Regions from separate parts of the Homo sapiens genome. Here region 2 is linked to region 1. A link is a loop called in an ENCODE intact Hi-C map of the cell type or tissue named here. Cell type or tissue: endothelial cell of umbilical vein. All regions are shown on one strand. Links, peaks and the distances in the headings refer to the core of each region. The heading gives the core; the rest is flanking DNA.

The links. Peaks named below come from ENCODE experiments on the same cell type or tissue, not always from the same donor. Only the 100,000 strongest peaks of a DNase experiment are listed, where the experiment ranks them.
Region 2: a loop joins it to region 1, with 33 times the contacts of the local background. A loop is called at or near these places in 5 of 110 quality-filtered maps.

The regions. Positions count from the first base shown.
Region 1 is chr21:29,472,529-29,480,864 of GRCh38, reverse strand. It overlaps LOC107985486 (a long non-coding RNA gene), which reads right to left. Exons shown (of 2, transcript XR_001754998.2): 2 at 7,182-8,336. Among named protein-coding and RNA genes, the nearest start is that of BACH1-IT3, 19 kb to the left of the region's middle. In endothelial cell of umbilical vein, for the core only: a CTCF peak has its summit at 4,226 (motif pointing left); a DNase peak (open chromatin) is centred at 4,204; H3K27me3 peaks cover 196 bases.
Region 2 is chr21:31,083,318-31,091,653 of GRCh38, reverse strand. No RefSeq gene overlaps it. Among named protein-coding and RNA genes, the nearest start is that of KRTAP19-8, 49 kb to the right of the region's middle. In endothelial cell of umbilical vein, for the core only: a CTCF peak has its summit at 4,999; a DNase peak (open chromatin) is centred at 5,023.

The DNA of each region.
Region 1 (8,336 bases), core at 70-8,069:
CCTACATCTCTCCTCCATGAAGCTATAAGCATCTTGATGACCGAGATTCTGATATAAAAGCAAAACACAGGGCCTGGACCATAGTAGGAGCTTACTAAGTTTATATTGAATGAATAAAAAAATAAGTTGCAAAATATGGAAGGTCAGAATCTGATTGCTCTGTCTTCCTTCACTTAGATGTCTTTCCTACTTCTAGCAACTGGCCGTTGGAGACAGTGGTTTGATTATGCAACTATGTTTATTATCTCTGTCATTACCAATATATTTGAATTCATCCATTTCTTCACTCATTAAAGTATAGAAACTTGGCCAAGTGCGGTGCCTCACACTTCTAATCCCAGCACTTTGGGAGGCCGAGGCGGGTGGATCACAAGGTCAAGAGATCGAGACCATCCTGTCCAACATAGTGAAACCCCGGCTCTACTAAAAATACAAAAATTAGCCAGGTGTGTTGGCGCATGCCTGTAGTCCCAGCTACTCATGAGGCTGAGCAGGAGAGTCTCTTGAACCCAGGAGATGGAGATTGCAGTGAGCTGAGATTGCGCCACTGCACTGCAGCCTGGCAACAGAGTGAGACTCCATCTCAAAAAAAAAAATATGGAAACTTAGGATTATGTGTCTTTAAGGATTGTTGCAACCAACACATACCTTAGCTGGTTAAACTCTCCTCTTTCAAGGTAAAGAAAACAAAATCTGCATGACTGCATTCTTCTTAATAGTGTAAAAACTTGGAGATTAGGGAAAACTTTAGGAGTGGAAATGTGACTGGGAAAATGGAAGTTGTTTATTCACATTGGTTGATCTCTAAAGCTAGAATATCTGGATTTCCAGCTCCACCACTTTGGCAAGTTATGTAATCTCGGTTTTTCACATTGCTAAAACGGAAACAAAAATAGACTCAACCCAACAGGGCTCTTATGGAGTTCAACGAGATAAAGTGTGTTCAGGGCTGGCAACTGCTGAGCTCCCCCCTACTCCATATCAGGTCTTATTACTGCTATTATGGAGCTGTATCAGTATTCCTCATGTCACTCAGAGAAGGCCCATCCAAAAAGACACAAAGGGGTGTAAACCCAAGTGTATTCTTCATCTCGCCATGCAAGCATGAACACCCACTGGCTACTCTCCTTTCACTACCCAGAAAAACTTTCCGTCCATAATGCAAACTGCATCGTAAACTCCAGGAAACACCAGCTTTCATCACATAGGTAATTTAAGCATAGCTTTAACCTCCATTGCTTAAGTTCTAGCTCTGTCTGTGGGTCTCCCAGTCTACCATTCTGGCCCATGCCATAACAATAGCTACCAACAACACTAATATTTATTAAGTGCTTATAATGCACCTTATGAGTTTTCACTCATTTAGTCCTCAAAACAACCCATTAAAAAGATGATTATTATATCATCTTTTTACTAATCTATTCTTCAAATTAGGAAACAAAAGCAAAGAAGGGTCACATAACTTATCCAAAGTCACACTATAAATCAACCATGTATAGTTAAGAGATGCATTAAAATACAAAACCATAGAGTGAAAGGTGCATTAAAATAAAAATAATTTTAAATTATGACAAATTACCAGCTGGTCCAGGTATCTGGTCTTTTGGAAAAGTTACTCAATTTTACCAAAATTTGTATAAACCCTTTGTAAAAACTCTGGAAAAGATCTTAGAGATTCATAAGGTAGAAAAATGTGAGACTTTCTGCAATTAAACTTGAGCAAGCTGAGATAAAATTCTGTAAAGAAAGGAAGGAAAAAGAAAGAAGGAAGAGAAAAAGAACAGAAGAAGCAGATCAGAGAATGAAAATAACCATAATTAAACTCCTAATGATGTGTAAAGCAGCATTTTAGAAACATTTTATTTGTATGACTTGCTAATACTCCAAACTCTTTTGTCTTTCTCCCTCTTTCCATTGTGTCCATCTGTGGAGATCCCAACCTTTGTCCTTGCGTTTAAGCAGCCAAGTCATGTTCTAACCTTGACCCTGTCTTCAGTCTGTGTCCCCTCACTTGCTGAAGAGACCATCAAACATTGTTACTCCAGCCAGAATGACCCATGATGCTGTCTTCCCTTAACCACCCCTTCCTACCCAATTCCTCCCAAAGTTCCGTCCATTTTAGGTCCCACCTGTCTCTTGAATCTGGCCACTAGTCTCCAGGCCCTTGTCCTCTCATCCAAGTTCCTCTCTCTTGTGCCAGGATTTGCATGGCCACCTTTTTGCTCCTGTGGCATCCTGGGCACCACTTCACTTCCATGTGCTATTTCTACAGCAACAGGGCTATTTTCAATGTATAAACTCATTACACCCTCCTGTATCAACAACAGCTCCTCCGCTGTCATGGTTAATATTGAGAGTCAACTTGATTGGATTGAAGGATGCAAAGTATTGTTCTGGGTGTGTCTATGAGTGTGTTCCCAGAGGAGATTAACATTTGAGTCAGTGGACTGAGAGAGACAGACTCACCCTCAATCTGGGTGGGCACCATCTAATCAGCTGCCAGCACGGCCAGAATAAAAGCAGGCAGAAGAACGTGGAAAGACTAGAACGGCTAAGTCTTCTGGACTCCGTCCTTCTCCCATGCTGGATGCTTCCTACCCTCAAACATCAGCCTCTAGGTTCCTCAGCTTTTGGACTCTTGGACTTACATCAGTTGTTTGCTGAGTGCTCTTGGGCTTTAGGCCACAGACTGTACGTTGGCTTCCCTACTTTTGAGGTTTGGTGACTCAGACTTAGCCACTACTGGCTTCTTTGCTCCTTAGCTTGCAGGCAGCCTATGATGGGACTTCACCTTGTGACCTTGAGAGCTAATTCTCCATAATAAACACCCTTTAGTATATACCTCTATCCCATTAGTTCTGTCCTTCTGGAGAACCCTGACTAATACACCAGCTCTGCCGTAGCCCTCTGGGTCAGCCTGTTCTCCCCGGCCTCATTTCACGCTCTCTTCCTCTAGCTGTCTGTGCTCCAACCTGCATTCCTTAGACACACCATTCCCACCTCTGTCCTCTGCCTGGGCCCATTCTTTTCCACCAACACTCCCCTTCCCATCTCACTGCCTTTCCCTGCTTAATGTCAATCCATCTTTCAGATTTCACCTTCAGTCTAACTTTTTAGGGAGACCCGGCCTGACCACCCAGCTAGAGCAGGTCTGTGGTTGTCTGCTGTGATTCTACAACATGTTTTTTTTTTTTTTCCTTCGGAGCTCTTCCTTCAGTGTGTGATTACACATGCACTCCTTTGGGTGTTTTGTTTGAAATCAAGGTTGTTTTATCCACCTGACCATATGTGCTATGAGCTCGGGGAGCACACCTGGTTGTTCTCAGCATGTCACCCAGCTGGACCTGCAAAGAGTGCCACATATGCAGTATCCATTGCCTGAACAAGTGACTCCCTCTAAAATTCACAACAAAGCTAATAGCTGTTGTGCCTGAGGACATACAGCAAGTGCAGCCACAAACATCAGGTCAGACATTAGAAAGCGGCGCTCAAACTTCATGGCTTTCTAAGTCCCCATGCCACCAACCCTTCTGGACAACAGCTGACTTCCATTTCTAAAGAACCATAAAAAGGTCATTGGTTTGCAAAATCAAAATTTGTTCTGGGTGCTACTGTGCCCTCATAAATGAAATTTTGTTATTAAAGGAATGAACCTATTAGAAAACAATTTTTGGTGGAGTTTAAAGAAACAAGTTTCTACTCTCTTCCCCCACCCCCCCCAAAAAAAAAATCACACCATCTGGTACAAATCAAGAGAAAACTCACCCTGCTAATGACATGTGCAAACATGAATAATGAGGGCTTGAGGGTGGCAGAAAAACAGCATTCTCCCTCTGATGTGAGTCAGGAGTTTTAGAAAGTCTGAGATTTGAGAAAACTTTTCCAGGAAAAAGTAACAACAGCTTTTCATTCTCAATGTGTCAGTCAGTGTTTGAGTTAAAGGAGAAGACTAAAGAAAAAAAAACCTCAAACCCAACAGAGATTCCAAACTGCTTTAACATGATAGAACTAAAATATCTGATATTCAGAAAGCATCACAAAACTTGGCCTCGCGGAGCCAAAGAGGGCTCAACCACAAAACAAACACTGTCAGGGAAAACAGAGTTTCCACCAAAACAGGAGCAGGCAATTTTCTAGGAGGCTGGACAAAAAAAAAAAAAAAAATGCTTGTCACACAAAACCACAGAGTCCCCAAGGGCAGCGAGCCGAAAGCAGCATTCGTGGACGGCTGCCACCAAGTGGCCACTGCAGGTATTACATCTACTTAAAATGCTGTTTTGTTTTTTTGAGACGGAGTTTCGCTCTTGTTGCCCAGGCTTGAGTGCAATGGCGCGCGACCTCAGCTCACTGCAACCTCCACCTCCCGGGCTCAAGCGATTCTCCTGCCTCAGGCTCCCAAGTAGCTGGGATTACAGGCACCCGCCACCAAGCCCAGCTAATTTTTTGTATTTTTAGTAAAGACGCGGTTTCACCATGTTGGCCAGGCTGGTCTCGAACTCCTGACCTCAGGTGATCCACCCGCCTCGGCCTCCCAAAGTGCTGGGATTACAGGCGTGAGCCACCACGCCCAGCCAAAATGTTTTAATTCCTAAGATTCCCCCAGAGAAAACTACCTGTGAAATTCTCAAATCTAGAGAGCATGTCTTGGGATTTTTCATTACTCTACCTATCAAACAATCATTTAACAAGTTAAATTTTCCCCCTTTAAAATTGGATAGGGAGGCAAAATACAGCTAATAGTAGAACACATATGTCTCATAAAATGTAAATTTATTTTTGTTCCCCTACTCTCACTTAAAATGTACTCAGTCAGACTAGTTCTTCCCCTGCTCCAGGAAGAAAATCCAGGCAGCCCAAGACTTTTCTGGATATGTAAAACATTGTCACAAATTAGTAACTAAAATGATTGGTTCCATGTACAGGTCTGAATTTCAATCTAGTGTTAAAAGGTGAGTCCACTCCACCTTGGGCCAGAATCTAGCAGGCAGCTGGCGTTGGAAAAGGAGGGGATATAGTCTCTCTTCCTGGCTTATTATAGCATTTTGCATTCTTTTTCCATTCTGCTAGCTTCAGTTTCTGACTCCTTTAAGATTGAGGGTCCAAGAGAGGGGAAGAGATGGGAAATTTCTAACTTAAAGAGTAGCCTCTCTCCTTGGTGTTTTTGTGGATTCTTGAGAGACTCTGCCACCAGAAGTCTCCCCTGTATTTGCTCAGACTGTGGGCTATGAATTGAATTGTATCCTTCCAAAATTCACATACTGAAGCCCTAATCCTCAATGTGATGGTATTTGGAGATGGGACCTTTGGGAGGTATATAGGGCTGGATGTGATCATGAGGGTGGGGCCCTAATGACGGAGTTAGTGCCTTTATATGAAGACACTAAAAAGCTTGCTTACTCTCTCTCCACACACATGCACCAGAGAAAGGCTGTATGCGGACACAGTGAGAAGGCCACTGTCTTCAGGTGAAAAAGAGGGCCCTCTCCAGGACCTAATCATACTGGCATCTGATCCCAGACTCCTAGCCTCCAGAACTGTGAGAAAATACATTTTTGTTGTTCTACCTATCAAGCAATATGCCTGTTCTTTGGTATTTTGCTGGGGTAGCCCAAGCACACTAAGACACTGGATGAACATGTCTTTATTCTGACTGTAGGTATCATGTACCCTCATTCCTCATCAGCCCCAGGAATGCACTGATACAGGCAGATCCTCTCTGCTGAGACCTTTTTGCCTCTGCAGGTAGCCTTCTTGGACAAAACCCCAAGAGAATTCCAAGCCAGCCTTTGCTGACATAGCCCATAGCTGGACCATGAGAAACACCCCTGCAATGTTTGTCTTAAAACAAAGCGACAGAGGCCAACCCTAAGGGAACTGCAATTTCTTTTTACTTCTGCCCTAAGAGTGACTGGCCAGCTGCCTCTCGTCTTTTTAATTTGCCCCGTAAAAGTCAGATAATCCACTGTGTGCCCACCAAAATTCCAGGTACATAGAGAAAGTCCTCCCAGCAAACTCCTTAAAGCCCCATGTCATGGTTAATTTCATGTGTCAACTTGGCTACACCACAGTACCCAGATATTTGGTCAAAACAGTCTAGATATTGTTTTGAAAGTCATTTTCAGATGAGATTAACATTTAAATCAGCAGACTTTAAGAAAAACAGATTAACCCTCCATAATGTGGGTAGACCTCATCTAATTAGTTAAAGGCATTAATCGAAAAAGAATGACCTCCTCTAGAGAAGGGAGAATTCTGCCAGCAGTCTGCCTTCAGACTTGAGCTGCAAAATCAGCTCTTCCCTGGATCTTTGGCCTACCCTCCACCCTGCAGATTTTGGACTTGCCAACCTCTACAATTGTGTGAGCCAATCTCTCTTTCTGTGGTGTGTGTGTGTGTGTGTGTGTGTGTGTGCGCGCGCGCGCGTGTCTATATATCCTACTGGTTGTTTCTCTGGACAACCCTATTACAACCTCACTAGTGACTTGAGGAAAGGGAGGAAGCATCCCCTTGTTTATCCCCAACCAACAGTTGTCCCTAAAGATTCTCTTCCAAACCCTTCTCTAGGAATCTTCTTAAGACACCTCTCACTAGGCTCCAGGTGAGGGGGAAACACCCCCACCACTTCCCCTGGCTGACAGTGGGACTTAAGGTCAACTCTCTCCAAAGGAGCATTTCTCCCCACACTCTCCTACCAAGCCCTCTGTAACCACCATGGGGGTGGGAGATCTAAGTGTCCCCTCCTGGGTCTTGGCCCCAATTCTCTACATTGTGGTCTAGTGCCAGGACAGCGTCTGTCCTTCCCACATCTGCCTCACTGAGTGGACTCTGATCACTGTTCAGGGTGGCAGTGTGCCTAGTCCCAGAGAACAAACAATGTTTGGTGTCAGAGTGCTGCAGTCACTCTGCAGAAGCAGAATGGACATCACCCAGAATTTGGTCCTGATGTTGAGACTGCTGACACCATACGCACACCTAGGGGGTATGAAATTGTTTATTATTCACAAGAGAAGGCTTTCTGGGGGGAATAGGAAGGCTCCAGGCAGGTCTGAAAATGGTTTGAGAGAGCTGGAAGAGGAGACTGGTGTGGTGTTTTGTGGCAGATGGGGCTGGCGTGAGGGCTTCTGCTCACAGACAGAGGGAGCAGGGAGGCTTAAAGGATGTCAGCAATTGAACATCAAAAATGGAGTCAGAGTCTTTATTAAACACAGCCTGGGGCAAGGCCTTGTGTGCTACTATTTTGTTGGGGAGTATAGTTCCAAAAAGCAGGAATGAGGTCACAGATTAAGCAGGGAAGGATGGAAAAGAAATGCAGAAAATACAGGAGATGGGTGTAGCTGGCTACTGCATATGGGGATGGCCTCTCAGCCACTGCTCCCAGGACAGTCCTGCCACAGACAGAAAGGCAAAGCTATCCATGAGTTTCAATCTTCTGTTAGTCAAAGTCTACCCCATGGGTTGACCTCCTCCCCTAAACTTCCAGATTGTACACAGGGGGCCGGAAGTGAGGGTCTGTTTACATCACTTACCCTAGTGACATCAGGGAACTCCCAGGACATGAGATGGGAAGCAGAGTGTGTTCAGGAAATGCTGTCAAGTTGTGTCTAGGACAACACAATGGGGCAGCCACTGTGGCAAGTCACTGGGCAAGTAGCAGCTGTGGCAGCAGCACAAGGGACCCAGCTGACCGGGCAGGAGCAGTGAAAGATGCTCTGGCCAACACGCTAGCAGGGGTAGAGATCTGGAGGGATGTACACACAAAGTGCAGGGCAACTGGTTAGGCTGGTCACAGCTATGTTGTTGTGTTTGTTCACATGCTCCTTTTCCAGGCTCTTTTGCAGTTTGCAAGAAGGGGTTGCCATGTCACAAGTTTCTAGCCATTGAAATGAAAATGGAAGTTTTTGGGAGAGATGTTTCTTCCCGGTTGAAAGAAAAGAAAGCCAGTTGAGAATTTCTCTTTCTCTCCTCTTCTCCTTATCTTGGAGTACCATCTTGATGCCAAGAATACTGCAGCAGGCCAGGCGCGGTGCTCACGCCTGTAATCCCAGCACTTTGGAATGCTGAGGCAGGCGGATCACGAGGTCAGGAGATCGAGACCATCCTGGCTAACACAGTGAAACCGCGTCTCTACTAAAAATAGAAAAAAATTAGCCGGGCGTGGTGGCAGGAGCCTGTAGTCCCAGCTACTCGGGAGGCTGAGGCAGGAGAATGGCGTGAACCTGGGAGGCGGAGCTTGCAGTGAGCCGAGATCGTGCCACTGCACTCCAGAGCCTGGGCGACAGAGTGAGACTCCGTCTCAAAAAAAAAAGAGAATACTGCAGCAGTTCGGCAGGAATCCT
Region 2 (8,336 bases), core at 251-8,250, 1.6 Mb before region 1:
TCAGGCACAGAAAGACACATATATCACATATTCTTATTCATATGTCTCAATCAAAGTTGATTTTATGGAAGTAGAACATAGAAGGATGGTTACCAGAGGGTGAGAAGGGTAGTGGGGATTGGGGATGTATTTCCTTACCCAATAAAGAAAATACATTAAATAGAAGGAATAAGTTCTAATGTTTGGTAGAGCAATAAAGTGACAATAGTTAATAATAATTTATTGTGCCTTTCACAATAGCTAGAAGAGAAGATCTGGCATTTCTGTGTTAGAAACACAAAGAAATGATAAATGAGGTGATAGATATTCTAATTGCTCTGATTTGATTACACATTGTATTAATCTAACCAAATATCAAATGTACTCCATAATTATGTGTAATTATTATATATCAATAAAAAACTATAGAAGAGAAAAAAGAATTTTAAATAGTTAATTATAGAAATTATATTTAATTAAAACCCATATTTCTTAATGATGAGTAAAAAAATAACAATGCCTCAATTTTTATTCAGGGTGTCTATAGTTCATCCTTCTTTCTTATCAAATTGACTGAAAAATTATTGCTTTTTGGTAAGACTTTATCTGTATGTTTGCCTTTTTCAGGGGTTAAGTTACTTTATTGTATTAAGATACTATCCCAAACCTGAGACATATCCTCTATAAAATATAGAGAAATAAAATCAGAAAATGTTTGACAGATTATGATGAATTAAGGGTATCTAAGTCAGTATTTATAGTTTGAGAATAAAATCATAAGAGAAAAAATTACAACTACTATTTGTAAATATGCAGAAAACCACACAAGTATAATTTTGAAATAAAATGTCAAAAATTTCATTTGAAATTTCATTTGGAGTGGATGTCTCATATAAATGTAAGCCAAAAATATGTATATAAATAATTTTACAGCTCAATAAAATTTTGTTTTATTTAAAGCCCAAAAGCAGAAAGAAAAAAAATTCACTCAAAATAAATCAATGGCCTAAATATAGGAGCTAAAACCATAACACTCTTAGGAGAAAACAGAGATAAATCTTCATCATCTTGGATTTGGCAATAAGTTCTTATACATGACACAAAAAGCTTGGCAACAAAAGCAAAAACAAACAGATGGGACTACATCAAACTTAAAAACTTGTGCACATCAAAGGAAAGAGTCAGCAAAGTGAAAAGCTAAGCTACAGAATGGGAGAAAATATTTGCAAATCATATATCTGACAAGGGATTAATACCCAGAATATATAAAGAGCTACTACAACTCAACAACAAAAAACTAAAAACTGGGCAAGGTACTTGAATATAAATTTCTCCAGGGATGGTGTCCAAATGGCCACCAAGCATATGAAAAGATGCTCAGCATCACTAATCATTAGAGAAGTGCAAATCAAAACTACAATGAAATGTCACCTCATACCCATATTAGTATGGCCACTATCAAAAAACACAAAATAACAAGTGTTGGAGAGGATGTGGGGAAACTGGAACCCTTGTGTGCTGTTGGTAGGAAGGTAAAATGGTACAGGCTGCCATGGAGAACAATATGGAGATTCCTCAAAAACTTAAAAATAGATTTATCATATAACCTAGCAACTTCACTTCTGGGTATATAGCCAAAAGAATTGAAAGCAGGATCTTGAAGAGATATTTTCAAACCAATGTTCATTGCAGAATTATTCACAGTAGCCAAGAGGTAGAAGCAACCCAAATGTCCATTGATGGAAGAATGGATAAAGGAAATGCAATGTACATACAAAGGCATATTATTCAGCTTTTAAAAAGAAAAAAAACCCTGTTACATATGACAACTTGGAGGAACCTTGAGGAAATTATGCTAAGTGAAGCCAGCCAGTCATAAAAAGACAAACACTGTATGATTCCACTGACAAGAGGTATCTAAAGTAGCCGAACTCATAGAAACAAAGTAGATTGAAAGTTACCAGGAGCTGGGAGAGAGGAAAGGAGGAGTTACTGCTTAATGGGTAGGAAGTTTGTGTTTGGAGTGAGGAAAAGGTGGTTGCCAAGGGTAGGGGGAAGGAAAACAAAGTTGTTTAATGGATACAGAGTTTCAGTTTTGCACAATGAAAAATCCCGTCAGCAACTGTTGGCAAGGGTGTGGGGAAATTGGAACCCTTGTGGCTTGCTTGTGGGAATGTAAAATGGTACACCTGATGTGGAATAGACTATGGTGGTGGTTCCAAAAAAAAAAAATAAATAAAAAAAAATATATATATACACACACACAAATACATTAAGCATAGCTGGGTGTGGTAGCTCATGTCGGTAATACAAACTACTTGGGAGGCTGAGAAGAGGATTGCTTCAATCCAGGAGTTGGAGACCAGCTTGTGCAAGATAGGGAGACTCTATTAAAAAAATGAAAAAAAATGAAACATGGAATGTACCGTATGCTCTGGGTATACATACAAAAGAACCGAAAGCAGGGACCTGAATAGTTACTTGTGCAACAATGCTTATTATTCACAATAGCCAAAAGGTGGTAATTACTCAGTGTCTGTCAACAGATGAACGGCTAAACAAACTGTATATCTATGTAAGGAAGTATTATTCAGCAAGAAAAAGGAATAAAGTTTTTTTTTTTTTTTTCTGAGACAGGGTCTTGCTCTGTCGCCCAGGCTGGAGCTCACTGCAACCTCTGCCTCCCAGGTTCAGCGATTCTCCTGTTTCAGCCTCCCAAGTACCTGGGATTACAGGTGTGGCCCACCACACCTGACTGATTTTTGTATTTTTGGTAGAGACGGGGTTTCACCATGCTGGCCAGGCTGGTCTTGAACTCCTGACCTCAGGTGATTCGCCCGCCTCGGCCTCCCAAAGTGCTAGGATTACAGGCGTGAACCACTGCACCCCATGTAATAAAGTTTTGATGCATGCTACTGAGAGGTGGCAACTGCTAGCAGCCCTCGCTCGCTCTTGGCGCCTCCTCGGCCTTGGCCTCCGCTCTGTCCCTGCTCCAAGAGCCCTTCACCCCGCTGCTTCGCTGTGGGGGCCCCTCTCTGGGGCTGGCCGAGGCCAGAGCCGGCTCCCTCTGCTGGCGGGGAGGTGTGGAGGAAGAGGCGCGGGCGGGAGCCGGGGCTGCGCACGGCGCTCGCAGGCCGGCACGGTTCCAGGTGGGCGCGGGCTCGGCGGGCTCTGCGCTTGGCGCGGCCGGCAGGTGTCCGCTGGGCTTGATCCGGAACGAGCTCCGTCCGGGCTGCGGGAGTGCCCAGGCTAGGTGCCGCAAAGACCCATGGGAGTGCCAGAGAGAGGTGAAGCCGGCTGGGCTTGTAGGCGGGGTGGGGACTTGGAGAACTTTTCCGTCTAGCTGAAGGATTGTAAATGCACCAATCAGCACTTGTGTCTAGCTAAAGGTTTGTAAACGCACCAATCATTGCTCTGTGTCTGGCTAATCGGGTGGGGACTTGGGGAACTTTTGTGTCTAGCTAAAGGATTGTAAACGCACCAATCAGCACTCTGTGTCTAGTTAAAGATTTGTAAGCGCACCAATCAGCACTCGGTCAAAACAGACCGAACAGCTCTCTGTAGAACGGACCAATCAGCTCTCTGTAAAATGGGCCAATCAGCAGGATGTGGGTGGGACCAAATGAGGGAATAAAAGCAGGCCACCCGAACCGCTGAGGTTCCTTTCCATGCTGTGGAGGATTTGTTCTTTTGCTGTTTGTAATAAATCTTGCTGCAGCTAACTTTTTGGGTCTGCGCCGCTTTTATGAGCTGTAATACTCACCGCGAAGGTCTGCAGCTTCACTCCTGAGGCCAGCAAGACCATGAACCCACCGGAAGGAACGAAACTCCAGACGTGCAGCCTTTAAGAGCTGTAACACTCACCGTGAAGGTCTGCAGCTTCGCTCCTGAAGTCAGCGAGACCACGAAACCACCAGAAGGAACAAACTCCAGACACACCATCTTTAAGAACTGTAACACTCACCGCGGGGGTCTGCTGCTTCATTCTTGAAGTCAGTGAGACGAAGAAGCCACCAATTCCGGACGCACTACAACATGAATGAATCTCAAAAATATTATGGTAAGTGATATAAACCAGACACAAAAGGACAAATATTGCATAATCCTAGTTACATGAAATATATAAAACAGGCAAATTCATAGAGATAGAAAGTAGATTAGAAGTTACCAGCAATGAGAGGAGGAGGAGGGGAGGAGGAATTATTTCTTAACGGATACAAAGTTTCTATTTGGAGTGATGAAAAAGTTTTGGAAATGGATAGTGGTGATGGTTGGACGATATTGTGAATATAATTGATGCCACTGAAATGTACACTTACAAATGGTTAGAATGGCAAATTATATCTTACCAAATATCACGTTTTACCGCAATAAAAGTTATAAAGACGATCTTTGCTTTTATAAATGAGTAAAACAAAAAAAAATACACAAACATTAGACATACAATTCAGTGAGCTACGAGCTATATTGGACTCAGTGGTAGCAACAGGAAGGGGCCCTGACGTTGTCAAAATTTTTCCTACATGCTTAGTGCTTTGTGTGTGCTTTCACTGCATCTGCAGAGAAGCCCTGAGAGGTGCTATGGGGCCTATTTTACAGATGGAAAAACAGGGCAAGTCCTGGTCCAAAGTTATGCAGCTCTATGAATCCAGCATTCAAATCTAGGTCTATCTGGCTCCGAATGGAGTACAAGCAGACCAGTAGTGACCATTTTGGGAAAATTGTTTCACCCTGGAGGATAATTTTCAACTTTTACTTAATTTAACTAGGGAAGATCACTGTGAGGGAGAATAGATTAAATGTGAGCAAGATCCTATCCAACTCTAATTTCTCATAGGATTTTTGCTGGAACTCATCACCCTCAGAACACTGATTTTGGGTTGAGTTTTCTAGTTTATACGGTTTTAGTGCACAACGGCAGATTTGGTAAATGTTGAATACAGTTCTTTTCCAATGTAATAATCCATCCATTTTCATAGTTTAAAATTGACTTTGGTAAGAAACAGAAGTTCTTGAATTTCCTGCCTGTGACCAGAGGAGGCCGCTGTTTCACTATGAATGTTTTTAGAGTCAAACGCAAACTCAAGCATATTGCTGGGTCCCAAAATTATCGTTCTTATTTTCATTCTCTCTCTCTCTCTCTCTCTCTCTCTCTCTCTCTCTCTCTCTCTCTCTCTCTCTTCCTCCCTCCTCTCTGGCCTTTCCTCCTTTCCTTTCCCTTTTTTTTATTTCCTTCTCCTGTTATTATTTCAATAAGTCAGCTCAGATGTGATAACAGGAAGGGGATGTTTCTCTTCTTCACATTCTTTGAACATTTATCCACCTCTTCCCAGACAAATAACTGTTTCCTTTATTTTATTTATTTATCTTTTTGAGACGGAGTCTTGCTCTGCCGCCCAGGCTGGAGTGCAATGGCGCGATCTTGGCTCACTGCAACCTCCACCTCCTGGATTCAAGCCATTCTTCTGCCTCAGTCTCCCGAGTAGTTGGGAGCACAGGCACCCACCACCACGGCTGGTTAATTTTTGTATTTTTAGTAGAGACTGGGGTTTGCCACATTGGTCAGGGTGGTCCCGAACTCCTGACCTCAGGTGATCCGCCTGTTTCGGCCTCCCAAAGTGCTGGGATTACAGGCGTGAGCCACCGCGCCTGGCCACCGTTTCCTTTAATAACAAACTTTCCAAGAAAATGGACCAAATGGAAAAGATACTTTTCCTTCCCCTTTACTATTTTTAAGGATGGAAATGGACTTTCATTTTTGGGTGTAGATTAACAGTTGAACAGTCACATGGCAGAGTTCAGTATTCTTTTCCTCAACCATTCATTTTCACAGTTTAGCCTGTCCTGGCCCCAGAGAGGGCAATGTGGGAGTTTAGAAAAATCCATTGTCAAATCTGGAGAGCATTTAGAAAAATATTTGATAGCTAAAATCATTTTCTGCATGGAGACTATAGCTTTCCAGAAGTTCTTTTGTTAAGCAACTGAAAAGAAATTTAGGTTTTCTTTCTTTCCTTCTTTCTTTTTTCTCTCTCCCTCCCTCTTTCCCTTCCTTCCTTCCTTCTTTCTTTTTCTCTGTTCCTTCCTCCCTCCCTCTGTCTATCCCTCCCTCCCGCCTTCCTTTCTTCCTTTTTTTCTGTCTGATCACTAATGAATCTTTTTAGAAAAGAAACATTTCAGTGCTTTCACCAATGTTTCTGATCTTTGCTTTCCCGTATCTCCATCTGTGTTACTTTAAAAAGCATCTAGCCAGGGCTTTTAACTGGGAAAGTTAATGAGCAAAAGCAAATTTTATCAATTAGAAAAAATATTTTTTAAAAGGAACTTTGTAGCCCGACAGATGAGGGGATCAAGGTGCATGTGTGTTGGGGGCAAGAAAGGTGTGTTACAAACACTATCTTCTTTATTCTAAATTACCTTGTGGAGGCGGGGGGGTGGGGGGGGAAGAATTATTTAATTTAAGGATGAGATGATTTAGAGCTCCAAAAAAATATTCATCTGCAGAAATGCCTCATCACACAATTTGGTTAGTGAGACCTTCAGTGGACTTGGTATTTGTGTCTTGGACACTACCTTTTTTTAAAGGGCCCGAAAGATCTTTAGGGAGTTAGGAGGCAGATGAGCTTTCCTGTTTCTAATTGATATTACTGCTGCTTTTCCTTCTCATGCAGGCTATTCAAACTAACAAGAGGAGGTTGGTAGGGGCCCTCCTACTAAATTGGTTTCAACTACATTTTTCGCTGCGTGTGTGACCTTGAACTAGTCCCTGAATCTGTTGAGGGTTCAGCTGTCCAGATTACACAATGAGATGTGGAATGATGTGATCTGCGACGTTTTTTTGAATGCCAGCTTAGGATTCTCCCTGTCTTTATTGTCTTAGAAGCACCACGTTCAGATTCTGATTCACTATTCCAAGCAACTGTCTCACCTGACAGTAAAAGTAGACAGAATATCAGTTAATACAATATTGTCTTTTCTTTTCTTTTGGTTCTGAAAAGACCTTTGACACAAATCATAGCCATTAGTTGAACAGGAATGGGGAAAAAAGGCAAGTAAATAAAATGATAGAAGACTTTGGAGGGCCTGACTTCCTGGGTTCAAGTCCTGGCTTTGCTACCTCTACCAGTAAGTGGGCAAGCTTTTAAAATTCTTTGTCCTTCCATTTTCTCATCTCGAAAAATAGGATACAAATATCACCAACCTCATGGGTGGGATTGTTGTAAAGACAGATATCACCATATTAATTATTACAGGCTGGGCGCAGTGGCTCACACCTGTAATCCCAGCACTTTGGGAGGCTGAGGCGGGCGGATCACAAGGTCAGGAGATCGAGACCATCCTGGCTAACATGGTGAAACCCCGTCTCTACTAAAAATACAATAAATTAGCTGGGCGTGGTGGCATGTGCCTGTAGTCCTAGCTACTTGGACGGTGAGGCAGGAGAATCTCTTGAACCATGGAGGCAGAGGTTGCAGTGAGCTGAGATCGTGCCACTGCACTCCAGCATGGGCAACAGAGCGAGAGACTGTCTCCAAAAAAAAAAAATTTATTATATAATTATTTCTGCCAACTTATAATTATGCCTTTTATTTATTTATTTATTTTTGGAGATAGGGATCATAGTTCACTGCAACTTTGAACTCCCAGGCTCAAGTGATCCTCCTGCCTTCACCTCCTGAGTAGCTGGGACTACAGGCATATGCCTATTTTTTTTTTATTTTAGTAGAGATTGAATCTTGCTGTGTTGCCCAGGCTGGTCTCAAACTTTTGGGCCCAAGTGATCCTCCCACGTTGGCCTCCCAAAGTGCTGGGATTACAGGCATGACCCCCACCCCGTGCCTGGCCTATGCTTTTTGGAAGATTAGCATCTTCCATTTTTCACTGTGACTCATTAACCAATGTCAGAAACTACTTTTTGTGAAAAACACTATCGTGGGCCCATTTTCCTGCCTTTGTAGTATATATTTACAAACGAGTTGGAAAGATAAGCCTGCCATAAGTAAAATTGAGAGGTGAAGCTGGCTGGGCCTCTGGGTCGGGTGGGGACTTGGAGAACTTTTCTGTCTAGCTAAAGGATTGTAAACACCAGTGGGCACTCTGTGTCTAGCTAAAGGTTTGTAAACGCACCAATCAGCACTCTGTAAAAACGCACCAATAAGTGCTTTATGTCTAGCTAAAGGTTTGTAAATGCACCAATCAGCACTCTGTAAAAACAGACCGATCAGCGCTCTGTAAAATGGACCAATCAGCAGGATGTGGGTGGGGCCAAATAAGGGAATAAAAGCTGGCTATCCTAGCCAGCGGCTGCAACCCACTCGGGTTCCCTTCCACCTTGTGGAAGCTTTGCATTTTCGCTCTTG